Linked DNA regions of Homo sapiens: region 1 is linked to region 2. A link is a loop called in an ENCODE intact Hi-C map of the cell type or tissue named here. Cell type or tissue: endothelial cell of umbilical vein. All regions are shown on one strand. Each heading gives the region's core, and the rest is flanking DNA. Links, peaks and the distances in the headings are about the cores only. Region 1 has its middle 75 kb from the start of ST8SIA6. Region 2 holds the start of LOC105376437 (a long non-coding RNA gene).

Region 1 (16,021 bases), core at 5,237-13,236, 53 kb before region 2:
AAACTGAGGAGATGTGACAGTTGAAGCAGAGATCAGAGTGAGGTGGAGACCAAGGGCTGAGTAATGGGGGCTGCGTGTGAATACCAGAAAAGCAAGAAGACAGATTGCCTCTTAGAGCTTCCGGGAGGAATACAGCCCTACCGATTTCTTTTGGACTTCTGACCTCCGGAATCAAAGATAATAACTTTGTGTTGTTTTAAACCATAAATTTGTGGTAATTTGTCACAGTATCAATAGAAAACTAATATAATCATCATTTTAAATTGTTGCCTGTTGGTTGGGAGTAGTGGCTCACTCCTGTAATCCCAGTGGTTTGGGAGGCCACGGTGGGAGGACCCCTTGAGGCTGGGTGTCCAAGACCAGCCTGCGCAACATACCAAGACCCCATCTCTACACAAAATATAAATAAATTAGCCAGGCATGGTGGTGTGCACCTGCAGTCTCAGCTATGTAGGAGGTTTGCTTGAGCCCAGGAGTCTGAGGTTACAGTGAGTTGTGGTTGTACCACTGCACTCCAGCCTGGGCAACAGGCTGTCTCTTAAAAAAACTTGTTGTCTATTATTTTCATAAGGAACCATAATTTCCCAATCACTTATTTGCTTGGAAAGAGCAAACATCTTGAAACAGCAATTGAATCCATTTAGCCAAGTCTGTGTGTGAAGGTTTGGTTCCTGATTGCAGAGGGTGACCAACTTCCATGAAGCCAGCCATCAGGGTGGTCTGGGGCCATGTCCACTGACACTACCATCTTGTTCTCCTCTCTAAAGAAAGCTTAACGTTGAACAGTACTAGACAGCAGTTTGTCCACCACTGCAAACAAACCTCATTGTTGTCTCAGGCATCACTACTCAAGTAACACAGCTGGGCAGTCACAAGCCCTGAGTACAGAAACCCTATTTTCTGAATGAAGCACTGGGACACAGAATATTTGAAATCAGAACTTTTGGGACATCTGGAACCTATTGTTGTCATACGTCTGAGTCAGTGAGGGATAGTTCATAATCCCCTTAACTGGTGGATAACACCGTAAGCACTTCAGAGAGCAGAACTTCATGTGCCTGCCTTCTTGATTAATGAGCGAGAAACAATCCCAAATAATTGCTTGTTGAAGCACTAGAAGTTTCCATCTTGCCTCTCAAAGTTAGCCTGAATCCAAACAGATGGAAGCACAGTAGCAGTGGCTATGATGGCCATGGAGAGAGACTTGTAAACAAAAGGAGGTAACAGGAATTTCGTTCCAAACCGTGGAAAGCCCAGAGCTTCCCAGCATTCAGATTTTTACTGGGGACAAAAAATTCATGGGACTAACGTTCCGTGAGATTCTTTCAACCTGTGGGCACATAGGCTAGCTTAGGCTACGTGAGTTATATAAACTGTGATATAGAAAGACAGAGTACACATTGTCCAATTAAAAGCACTTACTGTGACACATATGTGGTGATGTGGACTATTGTTAATATGCTGTATGGTGATGAGTGAAATGGCTGCGTGTCCACATGAATGACTGTCATTGGCATTCTTTACAGAAAGAGCCTTTTGTAAATTTTTTCTGGGACGGAATCTTGCTCTGTCACCCAGGCTGGAGTGCAGTGGTGTGATCTCGGCTCACTGCACAACCTCTGACTCCAGGGTACAAGCGATTCTCCTACCTCAGCCTCCTGAGTAGCTGGGACTACAGGTGCCCGCCACCATGCCCAGCTAGTTTTTGTATTTTAGTAGAGATGGGTTTTCACCATGTTGGCCAGGCTGCCCTCGAACTCCTGACCTCAAGTGATCTGCCTATCTCGGCCTCCCAAAGTGCTGGGATTACAGGCATGAGCCACCGTGCCCAGCACAAAAGCCATTTTTAAACATGTGTTTTCCTCTTTTCATTTTCAAAGTTTTCCAGTGTCTGTCATCAGAATCAGATCACTACTTCTCGTTCCATGCTCCCTTTTCTATGTAAATCATCAGACAGACCCACACGGAAAGGCAATGAATGGTCCTGAGTTCCTCCGACGTTCGCCCTGCACTGTTACTCAGGGGCTGAAGTCCCTCGCACATCATCCTCTTTCCATGACACTTCCCAGTTGCTTACCTGAGCGTTCTGGGCAGTGAAACTTGGTGCCAAGACTCTTTGACTTGCTCTCTGCATGCCTAGGTTAGGGAGGGTGGGGTGTCAGAGGACACTGAGCCAGCACTGTGAGAATTGATTATAGAAATTGAGTTATTTTTGTCATACCCAACTAAATAAAAGTCAAGGGACCTGGGAGGGAAAAGCACTCAAGGCACATAGCACCTGCTTCAGGAATCATCCCCAAGCCCAGCTGCTGAAACGACCTGCTGTAACCCTTAGGTATGTTTTACCTGGTAGCTGCTGAAACGACCTGCCATGACCACCCTAAGACTAGTTTTACCTATTGTCGTCACTCACCAGTCAGGGCTTGCCAGCTCCTCAAAGCTCTAGTGCCAATGAGCTTTCTTCCAAAACAATACCTAACACTGAACTTTCTCATAAAACCTCCAATCTTCCCTTTGTTCTTCAAGCATACTGAAGACCTCCTCCGTCTCTGTGTATGCCCTCAATTGCAATTCTGTTTTCCCAAACAAGATGTTTTGTTTAGAGAATCATCTGTGTGTGTGTGTGTATATGTATATGTGTATGTCTATATGTATATACATATATATGTATATACATATATATGTATACATATATATGTATACATATATATACAGATGAATATATACAGATGAATACATATATATATTATACATATATACGCTTTTTTTTTTTTGAGATGGAGTCTCACTCTGTCACTCAGGCTGGAGTGCAGTGGCGTGATCCTGGCTCACTGCAAGCTCTGCCTCCCGGGTTCAAGCAATTCTGCCTCAGCCTCCCAAGTAGCTGGGATTACAGGCACCCACCACCATGCCTGGCTCATTTATGTATTTTTAGTAGAGATGGGGTTTCACCATGTTGGCCAGGCTGGTCTCAAACTCCTGATCTCAGGTGATCTGCCTGCCTCGGCCTATCAAAGTGCTGGGATTACAGCTGTGAGCCATTGTGCCCAGCCTCATCTGTATATTTTTATTTAACTTTGACAGGACACTGTAAAAATTTTCTCTGAAGTTCAGTAGCACCCCAGGGGCAGGGCAGTGGGACCAGTCAGCCCTGGGAACAGGCACTAAGAGGATGCATTGTCTGTAGAGAAGTGGAAAGCAAGGAGAAAAGTGACTGAAAGGGGTTTGGCTTTTTATCATCACCGTGGAGCAGCAATTTTATGTAAAATTGATAAAATATCCCACCCCCTCTTTTTTTATTGTTTTAGATTCTGAACAACCACGGTTTCCTGCTGAATTTTAGTGCTATATATGTATGTCTCAAATAAGAACATTTTAGCTTCTGTTTTCATACACACTGAAGTCTACATAGAAGTTAACTTGGAGAATGTCCAGTTACATAACCGCACACAGACTAAGATGCACGTGGACTCAGCTACACAATGATTGCTTTGAGACTCAGTTTGTCATGGTTTAGAATCATTGGCACTCACTTCAGGCGTGGTTTAGGCCTCCAAAACCTGTGATACTCATATGCATCCCTGTGTTTAAACAGTGGATTAAAAATTTAAAAAGACAGCACAGAGATTGTAAAGACAAAGAAACCAGAAATTGAATTGCTTCAATCTGTCATTCTATGTGACCACTTGACATTTTTAATTTTGTTTAAGATTTCTTGACTGTGGGTACATCTGACACCTGCTAGAATTTATCCTGAAGAAATAAACACATAGACATTATTGCAAGTTCTGGGATTTATTGTAAAATCTCTGCCAAACTTATCTTTGTCTTTAAAACTTTTCCAAACTATTCATGTATCTGTGGCTTTGTGGGAAACAAAGGCTTTCAAACGAAAGTGAATGAAGTGTACTTTGGTCATCGGTGAGCATACATACCTAGATTGAGAGACTCAGCCCACTGTTGCATGACCATATATACAGAAAAGATCAGGTTTTTTTGTTTTTGAGATGGAGAATCTTGCTCTGTTGCCCAGGCTGGAGTGCAGTTGTGCGATCTTGACTCACTGCAACCTCTGCCTCCTGGGTTCACGCCATTCTCCCGCTTCAGCCTCCCGGGTAGCTGGGATTACAGGTGCCCGCCACCATGCCTGGCTAATTTTTGTATTTTTAGTAGAGACCAGGTTTCGCCATGTTGGCCAGGCTGGTCTCAAACTCCTGACCTCCAGTGATCTGCCCACCTCAGCCTCCCAAAGTGCTGGGATTACAGGCGTGAGCCACTGCACCTGGCCAGAAAAGACCAGTTTTGATGAAGTCATTTAGACTTTAAAATAGAACACGTTATTGTTCATTACTGAGATTGAACATAGATAAAAATGTTTCCCCTCATTTTCAAGATAAAAATATAAATCCAATTAAAAAGAATTAATTCATTACCTTTTTCTTTTTTTGTATCATAATATTAATTTTAATTTTATTAACAATGTTTTTTCTGGCATAATCATACAGAGAGAGTTAAAATCAATTTTCACTGTGTTTATTTTCTGGCCATTATTATGATTTATTTCATTGCACGGCTATTACTAAAAATAATTTTGGCCTCTTGGGGGTGGGTGGGCTAACAATGATATGCTGTTGATGTCAAATATGCTAAGTATGCCACTGCTGAAAGACTCAGCGTTTGAGTTTAGTGATAAAGTGACAAGAGGAAGAAGAAGTATTATAGAAAAGAGAAAAGTAGAAGAGGATTAGTGGTGACTCTGTGATTCCGAGTCCTTGTTTTGTTCAGAGAGTGGCTGCCTATGTGAATTGAAAGAGTCTACCTTCAGCACCATTTTGGTTTCAGGAGTGAGAGGAAAGCCATTGTTTCTTCCATTTGTTGGCCATTCCTTTAACGGGAAAGAAAGCTTTTAATTACACAATCAGAACCATAAGGCATATGGCCGGGCGCAGTGGCTCACACCTGTAATCCCAGCACTTTGGGAGGCCGAGGTGGGTGCATCACATGCGGTCAGGAGTTCGAGACCAGCCTATCCAACATGGTGAAACCCCGTCTCTATTAAAAAAATACAAAAGTTAGCCAGGCGTGGTGGCACACGCCTGTAATCCCAGCTACTTGGGAGGCTGAGGCAGGAGAAATGCTTGAACCAAGGAGGCGGAGGTTGCAGTGAGCCGAGATTGTGCCATTGCACTCTAGCCTGGACAAGAAGAGCAAAACTCCATCTCAAAAATAAATAAATAAATAAATAAATAAATATAAGGCATAAAATGTGGATGCCTTCCATTTCCTTAACAAATATTTTTAACTGTCTAATATATGATAATGTTCTCATCGCTGAAATCCAGCAATGAACCAAACAAAGCCCTGTCTTTAGAGAACTTACATTCTACTGGGGAAGACAGACAATGTAAAAATCAAGTAAGAAATAATGTAGTAACTCAGAATAGGGTAAGTGTGAAAAAAGAAAAATAGAGCAGGAAGGGAGATGGGAATGAGGGGGAGAATATATATATATATACATATTAATACTTTAGTGAGGTATGATTTATACATGTTAAAATGCATAAATCTTAAGTGTACAGCTTGAGATACGTCTACACACACACGCACAGACACAAGTGTGATCTCCATTCACATCAAAATATAAGATAGTTCCATTATCTCAGAAAATTATCTCGTGCCCTTTTGTCATCAGTGCCCACACCCTACATGCAACTTCTCTTCCGATTTCCAACAGCAGAGATTAGTATTACATATTCTTGAACGTCACATGAAATCTTACAATATGTACTTTTTTTGTGTCTGGCTTCTTTCAATCACCATAAATAATATTTTCACGACTCATTCATGTTCTAACGTGTATCTGTTGTTTGTTCTTTTTATCACTGAATAGTATTCCATTGTGTGAATAGACCATAATTAGTTTATGCATTCTCTTGTTGATGGACAATTGAGTTATGTCCACTTTTGACCTATCATGAATAAAGCTTTAATCAGTATTTCTGGAAAAGTCTTTTAGTGGACACACTTACCTGTTTCCCTTGGTTAGGAGTAGAATCTGTGGGTCACAGGTAACTCTGTGTTTAACTTTATCAGCAATTGCCAGTTTTTTCAAAGAGGTTGTACTATTTTACACTCACATCAGCAATATAATTCCACTGCCTCCCACCTACCCCAACATCTGCCGGGCTTGCACTGAATCTAAATATTAGTTTAGGGAGAACTGAAATCTTAATACCCCTAAGCTAGTCCATTCCATGAAGATTGTATATCACTCTTATTATGTCTCCTTTATCTCAGCAATGTTTTTAATTTTTAGGTTTGAGTACTCTCCACTCAAAAGTATTTAATGTCATTTATTCTAAGTGGTAACTTAAAAAAATTTAATTTTCTAATTGTTTTTTGTTGGTATATACAGATATAATTGATTTTTCTGCATTGCCCTTGTAACCCACAATCATGCTAAACTCAAATTAGTTCTAGGAACTTGTTGGTTCCTTAGGATTTCTATGTACAAAGCGATGTTATCTTTGAATAACAGTCTAAATTATTTCTTTCCAATTTTTATTATCTCTTTTTGGTGCCTTATTGCACTGGCTACAACCACTAGTACAATATTGAACAGAAGTGGTAAGAGTAGACATCGTTACTGTATTTCTGACTTAGGAGGACAACATTCAACAGTCTATTATTAAGAATGATAGTAGCTGCACGTTTTTTGTTGCCACGTTTTATCCAGTTGAGAAAATTCCCTCTATTATTGGTTTGTGGGTATCATGGAGTAGTATCCCATCCTGTGAATATAGCATAATTAGTTTATATATTCTCTTGTTGATGGACAATTGACTTTTATCTATGACCCAGTATTGACTTTTTTGTTTGTCTGTTTGTTTTTATTTTGAGATAGAGTCTTGCTCTGTTGCCCAGGCTGGAGTGCAGAGGCTGGATCTTGGCTCACTGCAACCTCCACCAGTTGGCCAGGCTGGTCGCGGACTCCTGACCTCAAGTGAGCCACCTGCCTCAGCCTCCCAAAGTGCTGGGATTACAGGCGTAAGCCACCGCACCTTCCCAGTATTGACTTTTATCTAGAGCTTTATTTTCAGATACTGAGATAATTGAATGTTTTGCCTCTTTATTCTGCTAATGTGGTGAATTACATTGTGTTAGTCCATTTGTGCTGCTATAACAGAATACCACAGACTGGGTAATTTATAAAGAATAGAAATTTATTCTCCCAGTTCTGTAGGCTGGGAAGTTCAAGATGAAAGCACTGTTCTTTCAGGGTGGAAGGTGAAAGCGTGAGGAAAAGGGAACCCACTCCAGCAAGCCCGTTTAATAGCAGCATTAATTCATTCATGAGGGTGGAAGCACCATGTCCTAAATACCTCCCATCAGGCCCCAGTTCTCAGTACTATTGCATTGGGGGTAAAATTTCCAATACATGAATTTTTGAGGAACCATTAAAATCATAGCTGTTAAAGTATTTTTCTATCCTAGAATAAATTGTCCTTTTTGTTGACATATTATCCTTTTTATAATATTACCAAATTTGACTTGTTTATATTTTATTAAGGATTTTTGTGTTTATATTTATGAGGACTCTTAGTCTGTAGTTTTCCTGTAATGTCCTTTCACCAATGTTATATTGGCCTTATAAAATGAGTTGAGGCCGGGCACAGTGGCTCACGCCTGTAATCCCAGCACTTTGGGAGGCCGAGGCAGGCAGATCACTTGAGGTCAGGAGTTTGAGACCAGCCTGGCCAACGTAGTGAAACCTCGTCTTTACTAAAAATACAAAAATTAGCCGGGCATGGTGGCAGACACCTGTAATCCCAGCTACTCGGGAAGCTGAGACATGAGAATTGCTTGTACCTGGGAGGTGGAGTTTGCAGTGAGCTGAGATCACACCCCTGTACTACAGCCTGGGCAACAGAGTGAGACTCAGTTTCAAAAAAAAAAAGAGTTGGAAAATGTTCTGTCTTCCTTTTTACACAAAAAGCTTGTGTTCTGTCTCCCTTTTTACACAAAAAGCTTGTGTATTATTGTGATTACGTCTTCCTTAAAAGTTAACTAGGATTCACCAGTGAAATCTGGGCCTGGAATTTTCTTTAAATTAGGCATTGGCCCTTAGTATTTCCTTAATGTCATAGGATCCAGAATGCTGTCCTTTTATTCATTCATGATATTTGTTATAAGTGTTTTTTCTCTTTCTTTTTTTTCCTAAGGATTACTGGTTTTACTAATCTTTCCAAAAACCAACTTTGGTTTTGTTGATTTTCTCCATGTTTTGTCTTTTTTTATTTCATGAGTTTCCTCCTTCATCTATTATTTCCATGCTTTAGTTTCTGTGGGTTTATTTTGCTGTTTGGATTCTAGCTTTTTGAAGTGAAAGTTTAGATCATTGACTTTGAATATTCTCTTTCTAATATGTGCATTTAAAACTAAATAACTTTTCTTCTAAGCGCTGCTTTAGTTGCAGACTATAGATTTTGATGTATCATTTTTATTATCATTTGGCTCAAAACATTTTCTAATTTCCAGTGTGATTTCGTCTTTGATCCATGGTTTACTGAGAAGTGTACTATATCATTTTCAGTTATCTGGGGGGTTTCCTGGTTACTGTATTGTTATTTAGTTCTGGTTTGATTTCCTTGTGACCCACTTCCATAGGCACACTTCATGTCTTTTTCAAGGTAAAGTGCCGTATTTCTTGTAATATCCTTCCTAACCATTTAACATATGGAAAACTGTGCTGCTCTTTTAATTAGGTTACTATTTTTTTAAGGTGTCACTGGCAAAGTATTTGAGTATTGTGCCCCAATGCTACTTTTTCCATAAACTCTGTGGTTTTTATAAGGTCATTTTGAATAGCATGGTGGGTTTTAGTAATGATCATGTTGCACCATGGCAAAACTGACTGGTTTGAGAGAGAAGTTGAGGTTTAACGGATTATGCTGATGAATGGACCATAAGTTTCAATGAACACAGTGGAGGGGGATTTTTGGGAGATAAAGAGCAGTTACAGGGAAGGACAGAAAAGCCATAGGCAGAACTGTAATCTTTTTTTTTTTTAAGACAGTCTCACTCTGTCATCCAGGCTGGAGTATGATGGTGTCATCTCATCTCACTTCAACCTCCACTTCCCAGATTCAAGTGATTCTCCTGCCTCAGCCTCCCAAATAGCTGGGATTATAGGCACATGCCACCACATCTAGCTAGTTTTTTGTATTTTTAGTAGAGACAAGGTTTCACCATGTTGGCCAGGCTGGTCTCGAACTCCTCACCTCAAGTGATCCACCCACCTCGGCCTCTCAAAGTGCTGGGATTACAGGTATGAGCCATCATGTCTGGCCAGAACTATAATCTAATAATCATTAGAACGCAAGATATAAGAAGTGATCTGGGAGTCAGGAGCTGCTGGGACTGAACTAGAGGCAAAGGGTAAAATGGGATTAGTACTGTGGTCTCAAGGTCGACAGTGGCTGCAGGCTGTGAGTGCTGGAGTCAGGAGGGCTGAAGTTCTGGACCCTCATTATTTCTGCCTAAGAAAGCGAGGAAGTATGGAAGTAAGGGGGTCAGTGTAGGTGGGCTTTCTCTAGGCACAAGGGACTCCTTGAGTTAACATTTGTGAGTACTTTAAAGATGAAAATGAAGCAATACTTGGTGTTTGTTTGGATAGGGGCAGGGGATTTAAGAAAAGGAAATGACTATGCCAGAAAATATGGGGTGGGGTGAGGCTGGAGGAACTTAAGCCAGCACAGGAGAAAGAACATAACAAAAGAAGGACATTTGAGACTCAATCGAAACAATTTCAGGGCCTTCCCAGTTTTGTGTTGCTTTATTTTCAGTATCTGAGCAGGAATTGTGATGGATACTTGGCATTACTTCTGTCAAAACTGTCAGGCACTTTATAAAATCGTTTGAGAATGGATGATAACTCTTTGGATAGAAAACATCCTTATTATATTTTAAAGATAAAGTTAACGTTCTTCCACCAAAAAGGTGAGTAAAGAGCTAAAAAGTAACGCAAGAAGAGGATCTCTTTCTCCGCCGAAACCTATTACTCTACCTTTAATATTTTAGTGTATTTCCTTCAAATATTTTCTGTTTCATACTGGTCCACTGGTATGAGTGAACCATAGACTAAAACCAAGAGAGCGTATACTCATTGTTATTTTTTAATTAACTAATTAATTTATTTTTAGACACGGGGTCTTGCTATGTTGCCCAGGCTAGATTGAAACTCCAGGGCCTAAGCGATCCTCCTGCCTCAGCCTCCTGAGTAGCTGGGACTACAGGCATGTGCCACCATGTCCAGCTGTTAATCATTTTTAAAACATTTCTTTCTGGTTTTAAAAATGTGCATCTCCTATTCACAATAGCAAAGACATGGAATCAACCTAAATACCCATCAATGATAGACTCGATAAAGAAAGTGTGGTACATATATACCATGGAATACTATGAAGCCATAAAAAGGAATGACATCATGTCCTTTGCAGGGACATGGATGGAGCTGGAGGCCATTATCCTTAGCAAACTAACACAGACAGAAAACCAAATACCACATGTTCTCACTTACAAGTGGGAGCTAAATGATGAGAACACACAGACACAAAAAGGGGAACAACACACACTGGGGCCCATCAGAGGTTGGATGGTAGAAGGAGGAAGAGGATCAGGAAAGATAACTAACGGGTACTAGGCTTGATATGTGGGTGATAAATAATCTGTATAACAAACCCCCATGACACAAGTTTACCTATGTAACAAACCTGTACTTGTACCCCTACACTTAAAAATAAAAGCTAAAAAAATAAGTGCATCTCAACATAAAAGTCAGGGAATATAGAAAAGTACAAAAGAAATTAAGACTGGTAAGAATTTCACCACCCAGAGGCTTATGTGTTTTCTTGAAGTCTATCTTATTTATTTATTTATGGTTCAACACCATAGTATCCCATTGTATTAGTCTGTTCTCATGCTGCTAATAAAGACATACCCAAGACTGCGTAATACATAAAGAAAAAGAGGTTTAATGGACTCACAGTTCCACATGGCTGGGGAGGCCTCACAATCACGGCAGAAGGCAAAGGAGGAACAAAGCCATGTCTTACGTGGTGGCAGGCAAGAGAGCTTGTGCAGGGGAACACCCATTTACAAAACCATCAGATCTTGTGAGACTTACCCACTATCACGAGAACAGCATGGGGAAAAACCCACCCCCATGATTCAGTTACCTCCCACTGGGTTCCTTCCATGACATGTGGGGATCATGGGAACTACTGTTCAAGATGAGATTTGTGTGGGGACACAGCCAAACCATATCAACCATGTGCAGTAGTTTTAAAGTATAGTTACCATAGGTCTATTCACAGGTTCAACATCAGCATTTCTCAAACTGTGGCCAGTGGACCAGCTACATCAGAAACTCCTTGAGCTTGCTGAAATCCTGATTTTTGTGCCCCATCTCAGAACCACTGAATGAAAGTCTCTGCGGGCGGCGGTAGGCCCTGGAGCTGGTATTTCTACAAACTTCTTAGCTCTTTCTCACAGTAAAGTTTGAAAATAGGATCTAGGTGGATCCTATATATATATATAGGAATCATCCTATATATATATAGGATCCACCTAGCCAATATAAGCCAATATAAAGAGGAACTTAGGTGCAGATGTCTGGCTTATTAGCCTTCTCCAGTAAAAAGAATTGAATCATTGAGGTCATTCAAAAGTGATCCAACTATCACTTGAGGTCAGGAGTTCGAGACCAGCCTGGCCAACATGGCAAAACCCCGTCTCTACTAAAAATACAAAAATTAGCTGGACTCAGTGGCACATGCCTGTAATCCCAGCTTCTCAGGAGGCTGAGGCAGGAGAATCATTTGAACCTGGGAGGTGGGGGCTGCAGTGAGCCGAGATCACACCACTGCACTCCAGCCTGGGTGACACAGTGAGACTCCATCACAGAAAAAAAAAGAAAAAAAAATGTTCACTAGGGGTGGAAGATATGACTCAAAATATTCCCATGCTTAGGAAAAAAACGTAATGATACAACTCAGATCTGAGCTGTAAAGGAAGCATCATTTTAATACACTGTAAATGAAATTTAACCTAAACTAAGTCATTTTTGTTTTGTTTTTAATTGACAAAACATCAATAACAACAAAACACAAAAAATAAAACCAAAAGTGATTAAACTAAAATTTATTCAGCCATAATGTGCCAGGTATTTTACATATGGAATCCAAATTTCCCCATGACTCTGAGTACAAATTTAGTGATATTAAAGATCTTATTTCATGAATTCATGCCCCTAAACTGATAGCACAGTCCAGCTTCAAACCTACCCAGTCAGCTCTGAGACCCTGTGCTGACATCTCCCTTGAGTTTTCTAGAAGCACTTGAGGATCGCGCTTTATTACTTCTGCTGATATTTCCCTTACTTACTTACTGTCTCTCTCTCCTTCCTAGTTCCACAGGTACCTCCATCTCCCTTACACAATCCCACTGGCACCCATTATATTATATGAAGAAATTAAATCGTTTTTATATTGCAACCTAGTTATTAGAGAACACATATTATTATGTATTAAAATGCTAATTCAGGTTTTTAAAATAAAGTATTTCGCTTTCACAAACTAAATTTAAACATACAAATTCTCTGATATTAAGGAAGAGGCATAGCAGTTTGGAGTATGTTCTGGTACTTAAATGGTTTTGCCTTTATTTTTTTACAAAAAAGACTGTGTTTGTCCATGCTTTCATATTTACTCATGTTATTTTATTTATATAGGTTTGACCGGGCATGGTGGCTCACGCCTCTAATCACAGCACTTTGGGAGGCCAAGGTGGGCAGATCACAAGGTCAGGAGTTCGAGATTAGCCTGACCAACATGGTGAAACCCCGTCTGTACTAAAAATACAAAAAAAAAAAAAAAAAAAATTAGCCAGGAATGGTGGCAGTCGCCTGTAATCTCAGCTACTCGGGGGCTGAGGCAGGAGAATTGCTTGAACCCGGGAGGCGGAGGATGCAATGAGCCGAGATTGCACCACTGCACTCCAGCCTGGGTGACAGTACAAGACTCCATCTCAAAAGAAAAAAAAAAAAAAGAACTCTATTTATATAGGTTTATTGCAAATAACATATTCATTCATTTTTGTCAACAAATATTGTTAGAAGGCTTCCTATGTGCAATTCCCGCAAGCATTGCAGATACCCCCACGGGCATGGAATTGCAGAGCAGTGGTGGAATAAACATCAAACAAACCATTACATAAGCAACCTTTAGCAACACGCATGGTCGCGGAGGAAAATGCAGGGTGTGACATATAATGGTACCATTGTTCTAGAATTGCAGGTTGGGAAACTTGTGGAAATTTCCTCAAGTGGAGGCAATAAAGGATGAATTAGAGTTAGCATCATAAACGGTGGAAGAAAAACTATTTCAGGCAGGGAAACTGAATGTACAAAGCCACAGAGACAGGAAAGAGTTTAGGGCATTTGGATAAAAAGAAGCCTACAGTGGCTAAAGCTAAGTGCAGGGGCCCCATTGGGCAGACCATGCAGCCTTTGTTGAGGATTTGGGGTATTTTCCTAAGATGAATAAAAAGCCTTTAGAGGATTTTAGGCAGGGTGGTGCCATGATCAGATGTGTAGTTTGAGATCACCCCGGATGCTCTGTGGAAAATGGGACAGGGTGGGGAGGCATGTAGCTCCAGTCTGAGTCCGAAAGCCCAAGAACCATGAAAACCAATGGTGTAAGTTCCAGGCCAAAGGCCAGCAGGCTTAAGATCCAAGGAAAGCTGAGGTTTCAGTTTGAGTCCTAATGCAGGAAAAGACTGATGTCCTATCTAGGGCATTCAGGCAGGAGGAATTCTCTCTTACTCACAAGACGGTTGGACTTTTTGTTCTATTCAAGCCTTCAACTGATTGGATGAGGTCCACCCACATGAGGCAGGGCAATCTGCTTTGGTCAATATGCCTATTGAAACATTAATCTCACCCGGAATCACCCTCACAGAGATACCCAGAGTTGTTTGACCAAATATCTGGGCACCCTGTGACCCAGGCAAGTGGATACACAAAAGTAACTGTGGTTACACCTTGTATAATAATTAACTCAAGATGGATTAAAGACTTAAATGTAAAACCCAAAACCATAAAAACCCTAGAAGAAAACCTAGGCAATGTCATTCAGGACAGAGGCATGGGCAAAGACTTCATGACTAAAATACCAAAACAACAGCAACAAAAGCCAAAATTGACGAATGGCATCTAACTAAAGAGCTGCTGCACAGCAAAAGAAACTAGCATCAGAGTGAACAGGCAACCTACAGAATGGGAGAAAATTTTTGCAATCTATCCATCTTACAAAGGTCTAATATCCAGAATCTACAAGGAACTTAAGCAAATTTACAAGAAAAAAACAACCCCATCAAAAAGTGGGCAAAGGATATGAACAGACACTTCTCAAAAGAAGGCATTTATGCGGCCAACAAACATATGAAAAAAAGCTCATCATCACTGATCATTAGAGAAATGCAAACCAAAACTACAGTGAGATACTATCTCATGCCAGTCAGAATGGAAATTATTAAAAAGTCAAGAAATAGATGCTGGCGAGGCTGTGGAGAAACAGGAACACTTTTACACTGTTGGTGGGAAAATAAATTAGTTTAACCATTGTGGAAGACAGTGTGGCGATTCCTCAAGGATCTAGAACCAGAAATACCATTTGACCCAGCAATCCCATCACTGTGTATATACCCAAAGGAATATAAATCATTGTACTGTAAAGACACATGCACTCGTATGTTTATTGCAGCACTATTTACAATAGCAAAGACTTGGAACCAACCCAAATGCCCATCAATGATAGACTGGATAAAGAAAATCTGGTACATATATACCATGGAATACTATGCAGCCATAAAAAAGAATGAGATCATGTCTTTTGCAGGGACATGCATGAAGCTAGAAGCCATGATCCTCAGCAAACTAGCACAGGAACAGAAAACCAAACACCGCATGTTCTCACTCATAAGTGTGAGTTGAACAATGAGAAAACATAGACACAGGGAGGGGACAGCACACACTGGGGCCCATCAGTGGGTAGGGGTCAAGGGGAGGGAGAGCATTAGGTCAAATAAAATACCTAATGCACGTGGGGCTTGAAACCTAGATGATGGGTTGGTAGGTGCAGCAAACCACCAAGGCACATGTATACCTATGTAAGAAACCTATACATTCTGCACATGTATCCCAGAATTTAAAGTAAAATTAAAAAAAAAAAGTAACCACACCTCTCGCCTATAATCCCAGCACTTTGGGAACTAAGGTGGGCGGATCCCTTGATGCCAGGCGTTTGAGACCAGCGTGGCCAACATGGTGAAACCTCGTCTCTACTAAAAATACAAAAATTAGCTGCACGTGGTGGTGCATGCCTGTAATCCCAGCTACTTGGGAGGCTGAAGCAGGAGAATCTCTTGAACCTTGGAGGTGGAGATTGCAGTGAACCGAGATTGCACCACTGTATTCCAGCCTGGGCAACAGAGTGAGGCCCTGTCTCAACAAAATAAAATAAAATTTAAAAGAGGTACCATCATACAACTACTCCTAAAAAGAAGAGAGGGTGAAGGCTGGAAGTAGTGTGGTGATGGGGAGTAATGAATGCTTTTGACAAATGAGTAAGAGGCAGAAATGACAGATTTGGATATGAATGAGGGAGAAGGAGGAGTAAGAACTACCGGCAACTTGTAGGATAATTAACTGGGTGAATGACAGTGCCTTTTGTTGGGAGAGAGCGTGTGTGTTCTAGGAGGAAGATTGTGAGTCCACTCTGGACTCACTATGTCAGCAGGACATGCAAGGAGAGCAATATTAAGTAGACAGTGTAGAGTGAGGAGCGTGGGCTGAGCTGTTGCTGTATAAAATGTTTTGTCTTTGATTGAATCTGGGCAGACTAATTTTTTGGAACTAAAAGCATTACTTCCAGACCTCCACTGACTTTTCTGCTCAATTTAT
Region 2 (16,021 bases), core at 5,425-13,424:
TGTTGCCCAGCCTGGAGTGCACTGGCATGAACACGGTTCACTGCAGCCTCAAATTCCTGGGCTCAGGCGATCCTCCTGCCTCAGCCTCCCAATCTCTTAAATACTAAGGGATTAGTATTTAAATGGAGGAACTGAGTAAAGCAGATGGTTCTGCCCAATGAGGGCAGGCACCACCCAATGCGTTGAGGGCCTGAAGAGAACAGACAGGCAGAGGAAGAGGAATCCGCCCTTTTACTGCCTGACCACTGAGTTGGGACATCAATATTCTTCTCTTCTTGATGCTCCTGGTTCTCAGGCCTTCAGAGTCAGATTGGAATCTACACCATTAGCTCTCTGGCTCTTAGGCCTTCCAACTACACCACTGGCTTTCCTGGGTCTCCAGCTTGCAGAAGGGAGGAAATTTTCACCTCTATAATCACATGAGCCAGTATCTTATAATAAATCTAAAAAAAGATTTAGATTGATTCTTCTATCTAAATTGGTTCTGTTTCTCTGGAGAACCCTGACTAATGTGATATTTTAAGATATCAAAATTAATATAAAAATATCCATGATGAACAAAATATCAAAATTTTAGATAAGGCAGGCATGGTGGCATGTGCTGGTATTCCTAGCTCTGCAGGAGGCTGAGCTCAGCAGGAGCATCCCTTGAGCTCAGGAAGTCGAGGCTGCAGTGAGCTATGATCATGTCACTGCACTCCAGCCTGGGGACAGAGCGAGACACTGTTTAAAAAAAAAAAATTTCAGATAAAGTCAGAATCAGTCACAGTGCTGTGTTGAGCCAGATTTGCAGCCTGAGGCCAAAAGAAAAAAAAAATTCAGTCATAATGATCCTGGCTTTATTTAAAAATTGGATATTTGTCTATCGTGGGTCTTTTTGCATTAATTTTGATTTATTAAAATATTGTATGAAGGCCGGGCACCGTGGCTCACGCCTGTAATCCTAGCACTTTGAGAGGCCAATGCAGGAGGATTACTTGAGCTCAGGAGTTCGAGACCAGCCTGGGTAATATAATGAGACCCTTATTTCTACAAAAAATTTAAAAATTATCCAGTCATGATGATGCACACCTATAGTCCCAGCTACTTTGGAGGCTGAGGCAGGAAGATCGCTTCAGCCCAGGAGGACAAGGCTGCAGTGAGCCGTGTTCGTGCCACTCAACTCCAGCCTGGGGAACAGAGTGAGACTCTGTTTCAAAAACATACAAATATTGTATGAAAATACTATTTGTCTGGATCACCAAGTATTCTGGAGCACCCTTAAATTTTTATTTTATTTTTTATTTTAAGTTCCATTAGTTTCCTCCATGCATTCACCTTCTTACAGTCTGTTGTTCCTAAAAGCCCAAAGCCCTTTTCCTTTGTCTTGTCATTTCTCTGTAAAATGATTGTTCTTTTATTATAATGCTATATAAGCCCAGGTTCTAACCACCCCTATGAGTCCCTCATCACTAACTTCTCCTGTGTGTATGCAGGATGGACGTGTTAATAAACTTTTTGTTGTTGTTGTTATTTTGAGACAGTGTCTCACTCTGTTGCCCAGGCTGAAGTACAGTGTTGTGATCTCCGATCACTGCAACTTTTGCCTCCTGTGTTCAAGCAATTCTCGTGCCTCAGCCTCCTGAGTAGCTGGAATTTCAGGCATGCACCACCATCCCCAGCTACTTTTTGTATTTTTAGTAGAGACAGGGTTTCACCATGTTGTCCAGGCTGGTCTTGCACTACTGACTTGATCCACCCACCTCGGCCTCCCACGGTGTTAGGATTACAGGCGTGAGCCACCGTGCCTGGCCTTTCTCTTGTTCATCTGACTTTCAGCAGTCTGATTTGCAGGGATCCAGCTAATGAACCTAAGGTGAGTAGAGGAAGAAGGAATTCCCCATCACTCAGTCTACATTGTACTATCTCCTGAGTTCCCACCAGAAAACAAAGTTTTCATACCCATCATTTAATTATGCAAAACAAGCAAGCACCTTTGACTAAATTCTTCTCTCTATGACTTGCCCAACGACCCCTATTTTCTAAACCTAAAAAGTTCATCTAGGTGTTTTTTTTTCCAATGAATATCCCATTTTCTACAAAAATATGTAAGCAGATGCCTCCACTCTCTTAGAATGCAAAGCTTAGCTATCATTCTTTCCTAAATAACTAAGAATTTTATTTTTTTACATATGGATCTTGTATTTATTAACAGTTTACTGCTTGCGAGGAACTATGCTAGATACTTTTCAGATATTTTTATACATTTTCTGTTCTTGCAACTATGCAATATGGATATTATTGCCTCCATTTTATAGATGAGAAAATTGAGGCTTCAAGTATTTTGGATGTGAGGGGGATCTGGCTGTGGCATCTGTCACTCCCTTGATGGCCAGGGTTGATGTGGCTGATCTGGCTGGCTAGGTGGGTGTCCCCTTCCTCACTCACTGCCCCATGTGCATCCCTCCTGAAGCTGTGTGCTAGGTTGAAGAGGAAGACCAACCCCGATAGAGGAGGACAGGTCTTTGGTTAAGGGTACATGAGTAGCTGCATTCCCCTGCTAGAACCTGCAAACAGGCTATCAAGAATTGTAGTATTTTGCTTGAAGTCATATAGCTAGTAAGTTGGTGAATGAATTTGAATCAGATCTAACTTCCAAGTCTGGGCATTTGTCATGAGACTGCCTCGCCTCCCATAATTTAGCTTGCCCCCTCCCTCCCTTCTGCCTTCCCTTCCTCTCTTCCTCTCCCCTCTGCTCCCTCTTTGCTTCCTTTCTTCCTTCTTTAAACAAATATTCACTGTAAATGTGGCAGTGTTCTAGGTGCTGAGGATACAGCACAGAATAAACCAAGTCCCTGCCCTCATGAAGTTTATATTTGAGTTAGTGAAACCAACTTTGCAAAGATTATGACAGTGAGAGGAATCTAGTGTGGCTGACTCCGTCTTGCTTCTAGCCTCACAGGCCAGCTGTCCTCACTCAATTCTGGGCAGAGGCCAAACTAACCATGGGAGGAATTTAGTTTATAGTTTAACTTGGAAGGAAGGATGATAACAGACCCTCCCTAAAACTGATCCCCTCCTTGTTCAGGGACTGAAACTGCCTTTGTAAGGCTAATAAAAGGCCACAAGATTAAGATTACAAGAGGGCCTGAAATCTGCTAAAATGCGGGTGTAGTTTCTATGATCCTTTACTGCTCAGGCGTCATGTGGCCAGAGGTCACAAGAATCGTGACTTCCCCAGGTGCACCCATAGACAACATCACTATTGTAGAACCTAACATTTGTCTTTTGAGATGTTTTTCAGACTTTTGCATTCTGGCAACTGACTGACCCCACCTGGATTTGTGATTCATGACTCAAATGGGTCTGTGGCCCCTACTCAGAGATGGACTTAGTGCAGGAGGACTGTTTTCCACACCCCTATAGTTTCACCCACAACCAATCAGCAGTACCCATTCCCTGGCCCCTATCCACCAAATTATCCATAAAATCCCTAGCCCCTTAGTTCTCAGGGAGACTGATTTGAGTAATAACTCCAGTCCTTCCACTTGGAGACCTTGGGTTAATTAAACTCTTTCTCTACTGCAATACCACAGGTTAAGTGAAGTGGTTTTTCCTGTACATCAGTCAGGAAGAACTCACTGGGCAATTATATTAGGACTGAATGTAGAGACAGACAGTAAACAAATAAGCAAATGTGTATGTTTGTGTGTCAGATGGTGGTAAGTGTTGAAGCTCCCACCATCGTTCCTCCACCCACCAAAAAGGGCAACAAGATATGAGGAATAGGGGTGCTGGGCAGGAGGTTTGCTGCTTTATACAGGGCATGCATATATGCAGCACAAGACCCACACATTTACTATTTATTACAATTGAAAATCTCTCCATCAGCCTCTTTCCCACGTAAATCTTTACTAAAGTGAAAAATAATTTGTCATTTATGTCATTCTTTTTTCTGTATGCTCTAAATGCTTTTAATGAATATATAGCAATATTGCATGCTCTTCTGTTGAATGTTTCTCAGCTCTCATCAACACAGCTTGTTGGTAAGACAAAGCTGAGTTTACTGCTTACCACGCTCTGGGAGAATGCTCCCTTGGCAGAGTTTCTACAGGGTTTCAGGGAGAAAGGCAAGGTCAGATTTTATTGAGAATCGGAAGTTTGGTTTAAGGTGGGGCTTTCAAAGCAAGAGTTTGACTAAGATTGGGTCAGGATCATGTTTACCAATTTAGAGTTAGTGGAAGTAGCATGGCAAAGAATTTGAGGCAAGGGGTTCAAGAGTCTGACAGAATTGTAAACCAACAGTTGATGCTTCCCAGTGAAAAGCTGACAGATCTTTTGGGAACTTCCAGTAACGAACAATCAAGTCATTTCCGAGGGCAAGAGTACCCTGGAAGAGTCAAGTTATGCCAATCAAGTTATACTAATAAAGCTACAAAGACATCATAGTAAAGTCATGTTAATGTAAACTCTTTGAATATATAAATAGATGGCATGCATAGTAAAAGTGGAATAAAGCTTCATGCAATTCCTATAAACCATAACATAGATACGTTTTTAAATTCTTGATAAGTTGGTTTTGAGAACTGTATGAAATGTCATGATCAGAGATGACTCCAGTGTCAAATTTGTTTTCTCTATTTTCTGTTCTGAAACTTCCGAGGTGTTTTGACATCCATTGTTTTTGTCATCTGGATCCACAGTCTAAAATAGGACAAAAATTTTGTTTCTGACCCATTTTAAATCTGTACCGATAGATTATATGAACACATATTATTCTATTTGCTTAAACTGGCTGTGATACAAATAGGGATGATTCTAGGCCAAAATATTTGTTCTTTGCAACTTTGCAATTTGGCATTTGATTACCAGGTCTTCACTCCACTTTTTTCACTTTTCACACCTGGGCCCCAATTTTCCACAGTGCTTCATATAGACGTGCTTCTTTTATGATGGTGGCAGTGGTTAGAAAGAGGTGAGGAGGTGGAATGGAAAAGTCTTAGCTGGCAAGTTCCCCAAAATACTTTTTCAAACTCTCTGGCCAATTTGGAGAAGTGATCATCATTCATGGGTGGCAGACGGGGCCATTCATCCTCTTTGATGCATTTCAGTTTCAGCACAGCTGTCAGGCCAAGGAAGTTATAAATCTTCCTACATGTTAACATTCACATTTAATTAATACTGATAGGCAAAAGTGTCCCTAGAGGGAGATAATGCGATAGAGAGAAGGAAATTTGAGAAGCAGATAATAAAGGTAGTGTATGATAGTGTTATATCTGGATCAATCCAGTTTGATTACTAACAATATCACCTTCCGTTGATATTTGCTTTTTTTTTTTTTTTTTTAAGAAGTGGCTCTTCTGTCATTTGGATTTGGAGTTTTCTAATGCTTACTTTAAAAGATTAGATATCTCTCCCTTTTTTCTTTGGAAAAGGTAGGAGAACAAACTCAGACCCTTCCAATTTCTCATGCAAGATTTTAGAACTTTTATACCCATTCCTGACATCCATCAGTTTAATGGAAGCCCCAGACAGTTTCTTTTGGGCATCAGGGTATGACAATGTCCGGAGGCTATGATTTCTAAATGGTCCTTGGGCTCAGCCAAAGTCAAGTTGACTCAGCAGCCATGAGTTATGCAGACATTAATAGTCCTTTCACAATTTCACCCTGCATTTTTTACATGCTAAAAAGCAGCCTAGAGGATGACCTTCCCTTAGGTGCCTAAGGCAATCCCTATTTAGATAATGAACAACCATGCAAAGTTGGGGGAAAAAAAACAAAAACCACAGCATACCCAGAACAGTCCTATTTGGTTGTGTTCAATGTGTGATATGCTTCTGAGATGGGTGATGGGAGAGGAAGCCTCATTTAACCTCTCTTCTTACATGCATACTCTTAACCTTCAATCTACGGCCGATAGGGTGGCCTCCTAGGGAATTTCCAAATATTACCCTTCCCCAGGTCATGTTTTTCACCAGAGATGATCTCAGGGATTGTCTGAGTACCTTGTAGCCACCTACAGAGCGTGGAAAAGTGGTCAGGTAGTCCAGCAACGTTGCATCTGGATGAATTTACTTTCTTCTCCAGGCTCTAGTGAAGGTAACTTCCCTTCCTTCCAGATTAAAAGTCTGACTATTAATGCAACAATATTGCCAATTGTTAAGACTTCTTTTTATATTTATTTACTTCTAGAGATGGGGGGCAGGGGTCTCACTATGTTGCTCAGGTTGATCTTGAACTCCTAGGCTCAAGTGATCCTCCCATCTTGGCCTCTCAAAGTGCTGGGATTACAGGTGTGCATAACTCCACCCAGCCAAAGCCTCGTAAACAATTCCTGTATCTGATTTTTGGCTTTTCGTTAGGATGGTGAGCCAGGATGGGTTGCTGGCTTTCTTTTCCCAAATCAACCCTGGAGAATCTAGTAGTAAGACAGAAGCTTGGAGCTGAGAAACTAACATAAATATGGCATGAACATCCTGGGGAATGTGAACAGTGGGGTGAACTCCTGTGTGTGGATGGTGGGTGAAATGGGGGCCAGGCTGGAGCGACAGAGACAGCTTGAGGAGAAGGATCTCACAGGCACAGTGAGAGCACAGCTTGAAAAAAGCTTTAATGTTCTGCTGTTTCTTCTTTCTTCCAAGGTCTTGGGTTAATGGTTGCTACACTCTTCACTGCAGGAATCAGCCATTATAGCCTGGGTCTTCAGGTTAATATCAGAGCAGAACAAAAGCCTTCCAAGAATGAAGAGTTTATAACAGTATACGAAAAATGACTAGCCACACTCTGGCACTTTCTTCACCTCTGTCTCTCTAGGGCAAGTAGGTTGTAACTGAGGGAGACTATCTACTCAAAATGCCTATTCTTTTGAGGAGTTTAAAGATGAATTCTTGACTGGAACAGGTGCTCACCAAGCATGAAGCATGATGAATACATTAAATAAATAAACAGCAACAAAAACTCCCTCGCCTAGATGCCATAGTCACATTTCAGAACATCAAAGACAAAGAGAATTATAAGTTTCTGGAGATAAACAGCAGACCATCTACAGAGAAACAAAAATCAAACTTTTCAATAGCAATGCTGGTTACAAGAAAACAATGGCTTAGCATTTTAAAACAAAGAGAAATGAACTTTGAGCCAAGATTTTTATATCTAGCCATATGGCATTTAAACATGAGGGTATACATAAAAATTTAAGTACTTTCTCCAAGTGTGTGTTGTTTGTTCAACAGCAGTTCAGGATTAATGCGGCAATTTCATGGTATGGGGGCCTATTCTCCTACTATTATGTTGTTGTGTCATCCTGAGGTGCTGGCCTCATCTGTATGATCCACTATTGTTACTCTGGATACCACCATTATATCTGCATTTCAGCCACCAGAAACAAGGAACTGGAAGACATACCCATTTCTGATATGGGTGATGGGAAAGGAAGCTTCATTTAACCTCTCTTCTTACATGCATACTCTCTACCTCCAGAAGCAATCTACGGGATTCCTGATAGGGTGGCCCTTTTTAAAGTTACAAGCAAAAGATGATCACATCAACTTCTACTCATATCCCATTGACCAGAACTTAATTACGAGGTCATATCTAGCTGCAAGAGAGGATGGTAAAGGCAGTCTTAATTCTGGATGGATATAACTCTAGTTAAAATTCAGAGTTTCTGTAACAAAGTGAAAAAGTGAAAAAAGGAGATATTTTTCCTACCACTATATACCCCAAAACAAAAAAGTTCACTTTATAGTAGAGGAAAAGACAAGAATGTATGTCTCTAACACCGCTACTGCTTAACATAATCCCAGTGAATGCCATAAAAAAAAGAAAAACAAATGGTGTATAAAGCTTGGTCAAGAAAGAGATAGATAACATAATTTACCTAGGAATGGAATCAATAGATGAGCTACTAGAACAATGAAGGGAGTTGATCAAGGTTGCTGCATACATGATCAACATAAAAATCAGTAATTTTTAATGCTTGTATTAACTGTCTAGAAAATATAAGAAAAATAAGGCATGATTTACAATTTCAATAAAAACTAAAGGTATTTAGGAATTAACAAGGAATAAACCTTTTTTGAGAAAAAAATTTTCAACTGAACAAAGGACATAACAATTAATCCAACTAAATACGCTTTCAATGTCTCTGGATGGATGTTAATACCATAAAGTTGTCAATTCTTCTCAAATTAATCTATATAGTCAAGGAAATTTCAATGAAATTCGTGGTTAAATTTACTACAGAATTCATGTGAAAGACTAAAGGTCCACGAATGGTCAATTTGATCTTTACAAAAATGAGAAATGTGGCTGCTCCTGTTCTATCAGATACTAAGACATACTACAAAGCCTCACAGTGCTAGAAACAGTGTGATATTGGTAGACAGGCAGACAGTAAAACAATGGAACAGAACAGACAATTCAGCAACTTAATATATGATGAAGATGGCTCTACAGATTAATATGAAAGCATACATGTTAGCAGATGATGTTGGAAACACTGACTCCCATATAAAGAAAGTTGAAACTGATTCCTATGTACCACCTGCAAAGTTGGACTCCAGATAAAGACTTGGATATGAAAAATATACATATCAGATTTAATAGAAAATATAGCATGAGAATATCCCCTTACATGAGGGATAGGAAAAGGCTTCTTCTATTTTTGCAAAAGATGTATCATAAAGAAACAACTAAGGATTTCCATGCAATGAAAGATGCCACAGACAAGGTTAGAAGTGACAGATATTGAGAAATCATTGGCAAGGCCTAAAGCTGACAAGGAACCGAAACCTAGAAAACACAAGGAACTGGGGATTTCTGCACATCAACCAGAAGAAGGTAGGGACTCTGACAAAACAAAACAAAACAAAACAAAAAATCTAAGAATACAGATAGGTGATTTACAGAAGGGAAAATTCAAATAAAAGTTAACAAACAGAAGAGTTGCTCCAATATATTATTCCTCAGAATTGTAAGTCAACATACAATGAAGTATCATTTCCACACAATAGCCTGGCAAAGGATAGGGATGTGGAATTACAGGCACCCTCATGAATAGGCTGATGGAAGTATAAATTGGTATTGCAGTCTTGAACATCCGGGCAGGAAATCTTTAAACTGAGTATGCATATTTCTAGGATACAGGAATTCTCTTTCTTGGTATTTCTGGAAGGAATTCACACACAGGCCCACGTTGGAACAGGCTTACGGATATTCATCATAGCATTGTTTGTGGGAGTTAGAGGCCATCAGGGTACCTATCTCTGGGATAGAGGATTAGTGTAATGTTCTGTATGTCTGCTGTGGAACACAGGGCAGCCCTTAGAAGCAATGCACTGAATGTCCACACAGCAACATGGCTCATTCTCAAAGACAGAGTGCTGAGTAACAGTTGGAAGAAAGAATGCTACCTGTAGCTCAAGACCATTTACGTAATACAGTAAGAAATGCACACAAGACCAGGCGCGGTGGCTCATGCCTATAATCCCAGCACTTTGGGAGGCCGAGGTGGGAGGATTACCTGAGGTTGAGAGTTCGAGACCAGCCTGGCCAACATAGTGAAACCCCATCTCTACTAACAACACAAAACCTAGCCGGGTGTGGTGGCACACGCCTGTAATCCCAGCTAGTCGGGAGGCTGAGGCAGGAGAATTGCTTAAACCTGGGAGGCAGAGGTTGCAGTGAGCTGAGATTGTGCCACCACACTCCAACCTGGGCACCACCACACTCCAGCCTGGGCAACAGAGCAAAATTCCATCTCAAAAAAAGAAAAAAATAAATGCACACAAACCTAAAATAAACTTCTTGAAAGAATAAACACAGATGAGAGGATATGCATCAGAGGAATTAGAAATTTTGGTGTGGCAGGGAGGTTGGAGGAGTGGGAGTGGGAAAAGAATAACTAGAGAAAGGAGGGAGGAGTCCAGCACAGACCATTACTGAAAGCATTTTCTGTTTGTTTCCCTCCTGAAAACATTAGGATGGGTGAGCTCTTGGAGGGATCCTGGCTCTGAAGGCACCTAGGTGAGAATGGACGTGGGATAGTGTGAGGGCATGGATTTGAGGCTGGTGGACGGGTGAAGGGATGACTTAAAAGGTGATTTGCTACTGATAAGGATCCCAAAGAGGAGAAAATTAGAATCCAGATGAGTACAGCCTTCTTCCTAGCTTTGCCGGCTTTTCCTTGGGAAAGAACATAATATTTACATTGAAAAAAAAAAAAAAAACAAACCAAGTCCAAGTACAAACCACAGGGGGGCACTTTTCCCTCATTAAAATTGAAGAGCCAGCATCTTAGAAAAAGGAGTCCAGAGAACACGGTGGGAAGGCTCCGTCTCACATCACTGGGGAGTTTCTGGCTCCACAATTAATTGCCAACACCTGGGCTAATTTCCCCAGGTGTAATTTGTCTCCACAAGGGGCCAACCTTTAAAGTCTTACAATGCATGAAATATAGCAGAGAAAATACAGTTGAAAGAAAAAAAAATAGCCATTCAAACTTTAAAATCACCTGATTGAAATAAAATTAAATAGCATAATACTGGTGTAATGCTATATTTGTTTCTTCAGATTCCCCAGAAATGCTTTATAAGTCTATACTTTAAAAATATTTAAACTCTTCTCTCTTAAAAACCTTCGTAAATCCTAAAATATTAGTTTTGGAAAGCTCTGATTTATTTCTTCCTAAAGCTGGGATTTTGTTTCTAATTTTGCTCTTGAAAATGATTTCAAATTCACTGACAAATGAAATAAAATAACATAATGAAAATTTTTGGAGTATGGCTGTAACAAAAAGACCAACTTAGTAATATAACAGCTCTATAGAATATCATCTTACATAGAGACTTTAAAATACCGAAGTGTATATTATTTTATTTCTTACGAATAAAGGTAGTTGGGGCAGATGTATTATCCTGAATTCAAAAAAAGACAAGACTTTTAAGTGAAAATTTCAAGGGAAGTATTGGTATTTGCGGTAGACTTTGAAAAATGGGTAGACTTTATATGACGAAAAGGTCATTGAAGGCAGAGGGAACAATTTGAGCAAAAGTTCACGTATTAGTCCTTTTTCACATTGCTATAAAGAACTGCCCAAGACTGGGTAATTTATAAAGGAAAGAAGTTTAATTGACTCACAGTTTCACATGGCTGGGGAGGTCTCAGGAAACTTACGATCTTGGCAGAAGAGGAAGCAGGCACGTCTTACGTGGGGACCCACAAGAGAGCTCAGGAAAAACTACCATTTATAAAACCATCAGATCTCGTGAGAATTCAATCACTATCACAAGAACAGCATGAGGGAAACTGTCCTCGTAATCCAATCACCTTCCACTAGGTCCCTCCCTTTACACAGGAGGATTACAATTCAAGATAAAATCTGGGTGTGGACACAGAGCCAAACTCTATCAGTTGAGAAATGATAAACGTGAAGACATGTTTGGGAAATGGTGTTTCTATTTGTTAGGCTCTAAGACTGGTCATAACAAGAAACACCAATATAATACCTACTAAGCGCTTGGTACTATTCTAAGTGCCTAATATACATATATTAACTCAATCTTTACACAACCCTAACAGAACACTTTTCAAGTGAAGTAACTGACACATAAAAAGTTGATATCTGAGCTCACACAGATGTTGAACCTTGGTGTCCCGGTGCTGATAACAACAAGGGTATAGTTTGTAGTTTGGATATTGACTGTGGAGTTAATGCAGGACAGGTGAGCCGTCAAAGTGGCGCTAAGCCCACGAAGTTTCTTGGCTTCACCCAGGAAAGAAATCAAGGATGAGCCAGTAGAGTTAAGACAGCAATCTTTTAATTGGATGCTACTGCTCCCTATGGAGTAGAGCTAACTCACAAGCAGGGCACCACAATCAGCAACAGCCTGGGCTGTTGGCCACTGTATTCATACTCACGTGAGCCCACTTTCAGTTACATGCAAATTGAGGGGGAGTTACTTTGAACTTTTAGGAAATGAGGCAGTAACTTCCAGGTTGTTACCATGGAAAGGAGAAGTAATTTCCTGGGTTGTTGCCATGGCATTTGTAAACTGTCATGGCGCTGGGGGGAGTGTCTTGTGCTAATAAGCAATGAAGATAGCTGGTGATCACTTTCCTCATCTTCTGCTGGTTCCTGCTGGTTGGTTTCTTTCCTTTCTTTTTTTTTTTTTTTTTTTGCCTTTTCTTTTTTTGAGACAGGGTCCCACTCTGTTGCCCAGGCTGGACTACGGTGGCATGATCATAGCTCACTGCAGCCTTGATCTCCCAGGCTCTAGCAATCCTCCCACCTCAGTTTCCTGAGTAGTTGAGACCACAGGCACAAATCAACATGCCCAGCTAATTTTTGTAGAGACAGGGTCTTGCTATGTTGCCCAGGCTGGTCTTGAACTCCTGGGTTCAAGCCATCCTCCTGCTTCAGCCTCCCAAAGTGCTGAGGTTACAGGTGTGATCCCAGCCTAGTTTCTTCACTTCATCCTCTTGAGACTGGGAAATAAGTCCTACCCATCTCCTACTCAGTTTCATCTCAACTGCCTTGCAATGGAGAGAAACTGCAAATTTGTTCTTGGAACAGCAGCATGGCATGAGACCTACGTGTGACAACTCTGAAGAAAAATATTTTGGAAGTGCCATATAGGATCGATCAGGTTAGGAAGTAAGTGAAGTCAAGGGACCAGTTTCGATGCTAGAAGAGGGGAAGGTGGTGACAGAGAAAATATATTGAAGAGGTGAAAAGAGGGGGAGAAATTAAAGATAAAGATAAATCTAGGAAATCTAACCTGCGAGGCTTGACAGTGGCTCAATAGCATCATCATAGGAAATAGGCCAAGAGGAAGGTTTAGTTTGGGCAGGAGGAGCAGATAAGAACTTAAGTGAGGTGCTGGTGGGAAATCACAGTGGCGAGATATCCAGGAAGCTTCCAGAAACAGGAGTGTTTTCTGTTCATTAGAGAGGACAAAGCTGGAGGTCAAATTTAGGAGTCATCCAGTTAAGGAACAAGGAAGCCAATCCGTGCATGCGAAGTGTTCCCTGAGAATCACAGCAGAGGGACAGAACTCACAACTGGACCACAGAGAAAAGCATTTTAGCCTACATTTTTCAAAGGTTTTTGACTTTCTTCCACCCGCTAAATCCAGAGCCATATAACATACCCACGCCACTAACAAAGCCTTTAACTGATTATTACAGGACTCCACATCAGTTTAGGACAAGGCGGCTTCACCAGAGCCTCTGGAAAGGCCACTCTCAGATGCTGAGGCTGAAAATCTCTTGCTTCTGTGTTAAGAATGATTCTCTTTCTGCCTTCTACCACTTGCTCCTATGCTGTGAGTGGGTGTGGTGGGTGCACTTCTTATAGCTGTGGATCTTGATCAATAAGCTATTATTTTATGTTTTATTTATTTATTTTTTTGTACAGATGGGGTCTCGCTATGTATTCCAGGCTGGTTTTAAACTCCTGGCCTCAAATGATCCTTCCACCTTGGGTTCCCAAAGTGCTGGGATTACAGGCACGAGCTACTGTGCCTGGCCCCAGCTATTATTGTACACTTTCTGCTTTTTCTGTTCCTGAAAGAATACTGCAGATGAGGACATCACTGGAGAACTTGCCTCCTTTCCCCAATAAAAATGGAATTTAGTCTGGCTTGCCAGGGTTTCAGAAGCAGAAAATGTTATGGTCTGTGTGTTTATCATGCTGGTGAATTCCATAGATCTGCCATTTTCAAATTCAAGAAGCCTCCGAAATTAAAAAAAAACTCAAGATACTGTCTGGGCCAAGTGAAAACTTTCTCTTCACCCTCTGAAGGTTCACTGGAAATCACTGAAAAGAAGCAGATTAACGAGAAAAAGCATACACATTTATTTGATCTTAATTTTTTTTTTTTTTTTTTTTTGTGAGACAGAGTCTTGCTCTGTTGCCCAGGCTGGAGTGTAGTGGTATGATCTCGGCTCACTGCAAGCTCCGCCTCCCGAGTTCATGCCATTCTCTTGCCTCAGCCTCCCGAGTAGCTGGGACTACAGGTGCCCGCCCCCATGCCCGGCTAATTTTTTGTATTTTTAGTAGACACGGGGTTTCACCATGTTAGCCAGGATGGTCTCGATCTCCTGACTTCATGATCTGCCCGCATCAGCTTCCCAAAGTGCTGGGATTACAGGCGTGAGCCACCGCACCCGGCCTTGATCTTAGTTTTATGTGATGTGAATGCCTTTAGGTGAAGACCCAAAGATACAAAGGTAATTGTCAATTTTTTACTTAGGTGCAACAGAATATGAACAGCCATGTAGAAATAGGCTTGGACAAAAGGGTCTGATCTAATGTTAATGGACTGAGTGGGGAAACCCAGCAAGGACTTTCTATCTAGATTCTTCTTGGCCTCTCTGTGCAGCAATTTTTCCATCTGGGAATGGGGCACAACCCTCTCTGGAATGAGGGTCTTATGACCTATAGTCAATGTATTTGTCTGTTTTCCTGCTGCTGATAAAGACATACCCGAGACCAGGAAGAAAAATGGGTTTAATGGACTTACAGTTCTGCATGCCTGGGGAGGCCTCACAATCATGGTGAAGGCAAGGAGGAGCAAGTCACATCTTACATGGATGGCAGCAGGCAAAGAGAGAGAGCCAAGCAAAAAGGGGTTTCTCCTTATAAAAGCATCAGATCTCGTGAGACTTACTCACAACCATGAGAACAGTATGGGAGAAAGCACCCCCATGATTCAATTATCTCCCACCGGCTCCCTCCTACAACACGAAGGAATTATGGGAGTTACAATTCAAGATGAGATTTGGGTGGGGACACAGCCAACCGTATCAGTCAAACAAGGTAGATCAAATAATTTCCTTATGGCTTGTGGGTTATTTGTTTTGTTTCGTTTGAGACAGGGTTTTCCTCTGGCACCCAGGCTACGTACAGTAGCGCGATTACAGTTCACTGCAGCCTCAAATTCCTGGACCCAAGCAATTCTCTGGCCTTAGCCTCCTGAGTAGCTGGGATTACAAACTTGTACCACCATACCCATCTAATTTTTTAATTTTTTGTAGAGTCTGGGTCCCAGGCAGGTCTCAAACTCCTGGACTCAAGTGCTCCTCCCACCTTGGCACCCCAAAATGCTGGGATTGTTCAAGAGCCACCACATCCAGCCCTTATGGCTGGTTTTTACATGGAAACTTTGGGATGGGGGAGTTAGAATGATATTTTTAGGTTTTTTAGCTGGTTTGGGGGAAAAACATTTCTGGTTCTATGACCTGCCTTGGGGAAGAAAGATTCTAGTTTCCATGGCTAGCCTTGGGAGAGAATGGGATGAGAGACGGAGGGCAGGAAAAAGAAAAAAAATTTTTGCTTCTGAGACCTTCATTTTGAGGTATTATTTTCTGAGTCCCAACAATACTATGAAATTTATTTACATTTATGAGACATCATCATAATGCATATTTTGCCAATGAACTCCTAATCTGTGTCTTTAATATGTTATGGATCCATTCATTCTGCAAATGTTTTCTATCACCTACTTAAGTAACAGTGTGGTTCAAAGTGCTGGGGATACAGTGTGAAAAAGACAGTCAACATTCCTGTCCACTAAGAGTGTTGACTACCAAACAGGAAAACTGTGAGTTTGAATGTATTTCCTTAAATGAAAAGAACAATTAAAAAGAAAATAAGAAAAAAAAGGTAAATTTAAATTTCTTAAATATAGAGACAAGTAAAAATCAATTTAAAAAGCTTAATTGGTCATTCCTTTAAAAAAAGTATGGGAGAACTGTTACTTTTATGTGGGGCTCAAAATAAGTCATATTATTTCAATATCAGTATTGAAACATTATAAATTCTGAATATGTGTTTTATGTAAAAACGAATGGATGAGAAAAAGGCATGAGGAATTTTCCTTCCCTCGGGTGTCGATTAAAGTGCTGTTTGTTTCAGAGAGAAGGAATCTTCCTCTCCTAGGCTGGATAATATTCATCTGTTCAGCTCTGCTTAAACCTGATGACCAGCTCTATAAAAAGGCACATTCTTAAAATGGCAACTCATCTTTAGTCTGTAAT

The links. Peaks named below come from ENCODE experiments on the same cell type or tissue, not always from the same donor. Only the 100,000 strongest peaks of a DNase experiment are listed, where the experiment ranks them.
Region 1: it touches region 2 in a loop (6-fold over the local background); 2 of 110 quality-filtered maps call a loop at or near these places.

What each region holds. Positions count from the first base shown.
Region 1 is chr10:17,521,385-17,537,405 of GRCh38, reverse strand. No RefSeq gene overlaps it. Among named protein-coding and RNA genes, the nearest start is that of ST8SIA6, 75 kb to the right of the region's middle. In endothelial cell of umbilical vein, for the core only: no CTCF peak of the experiment used is centred there; a DNase peak (open chromatin) is centred at 9,685; H3K27ac peaks cover 2,270 bases.
Region 2 is chr10:17,469,014-17,485,034 of GRCh38, reverse strand. LOC105376437 (a long non-coding RNA gene) reads left to right here and starts at 12,048. Exons shown (of 3, transcript XR_930714.1): 1 at 12,048-12,122; 2 at 12,500-12,635; 3 at 13,169-13,396. RefSeq lists a silencer at 10,151-10,445. In endothelial cell of umbilical vein, for the core only: no CTCF peak of the experiment used is centred there; a DNase peak (open chromatin) is centred at 9,144.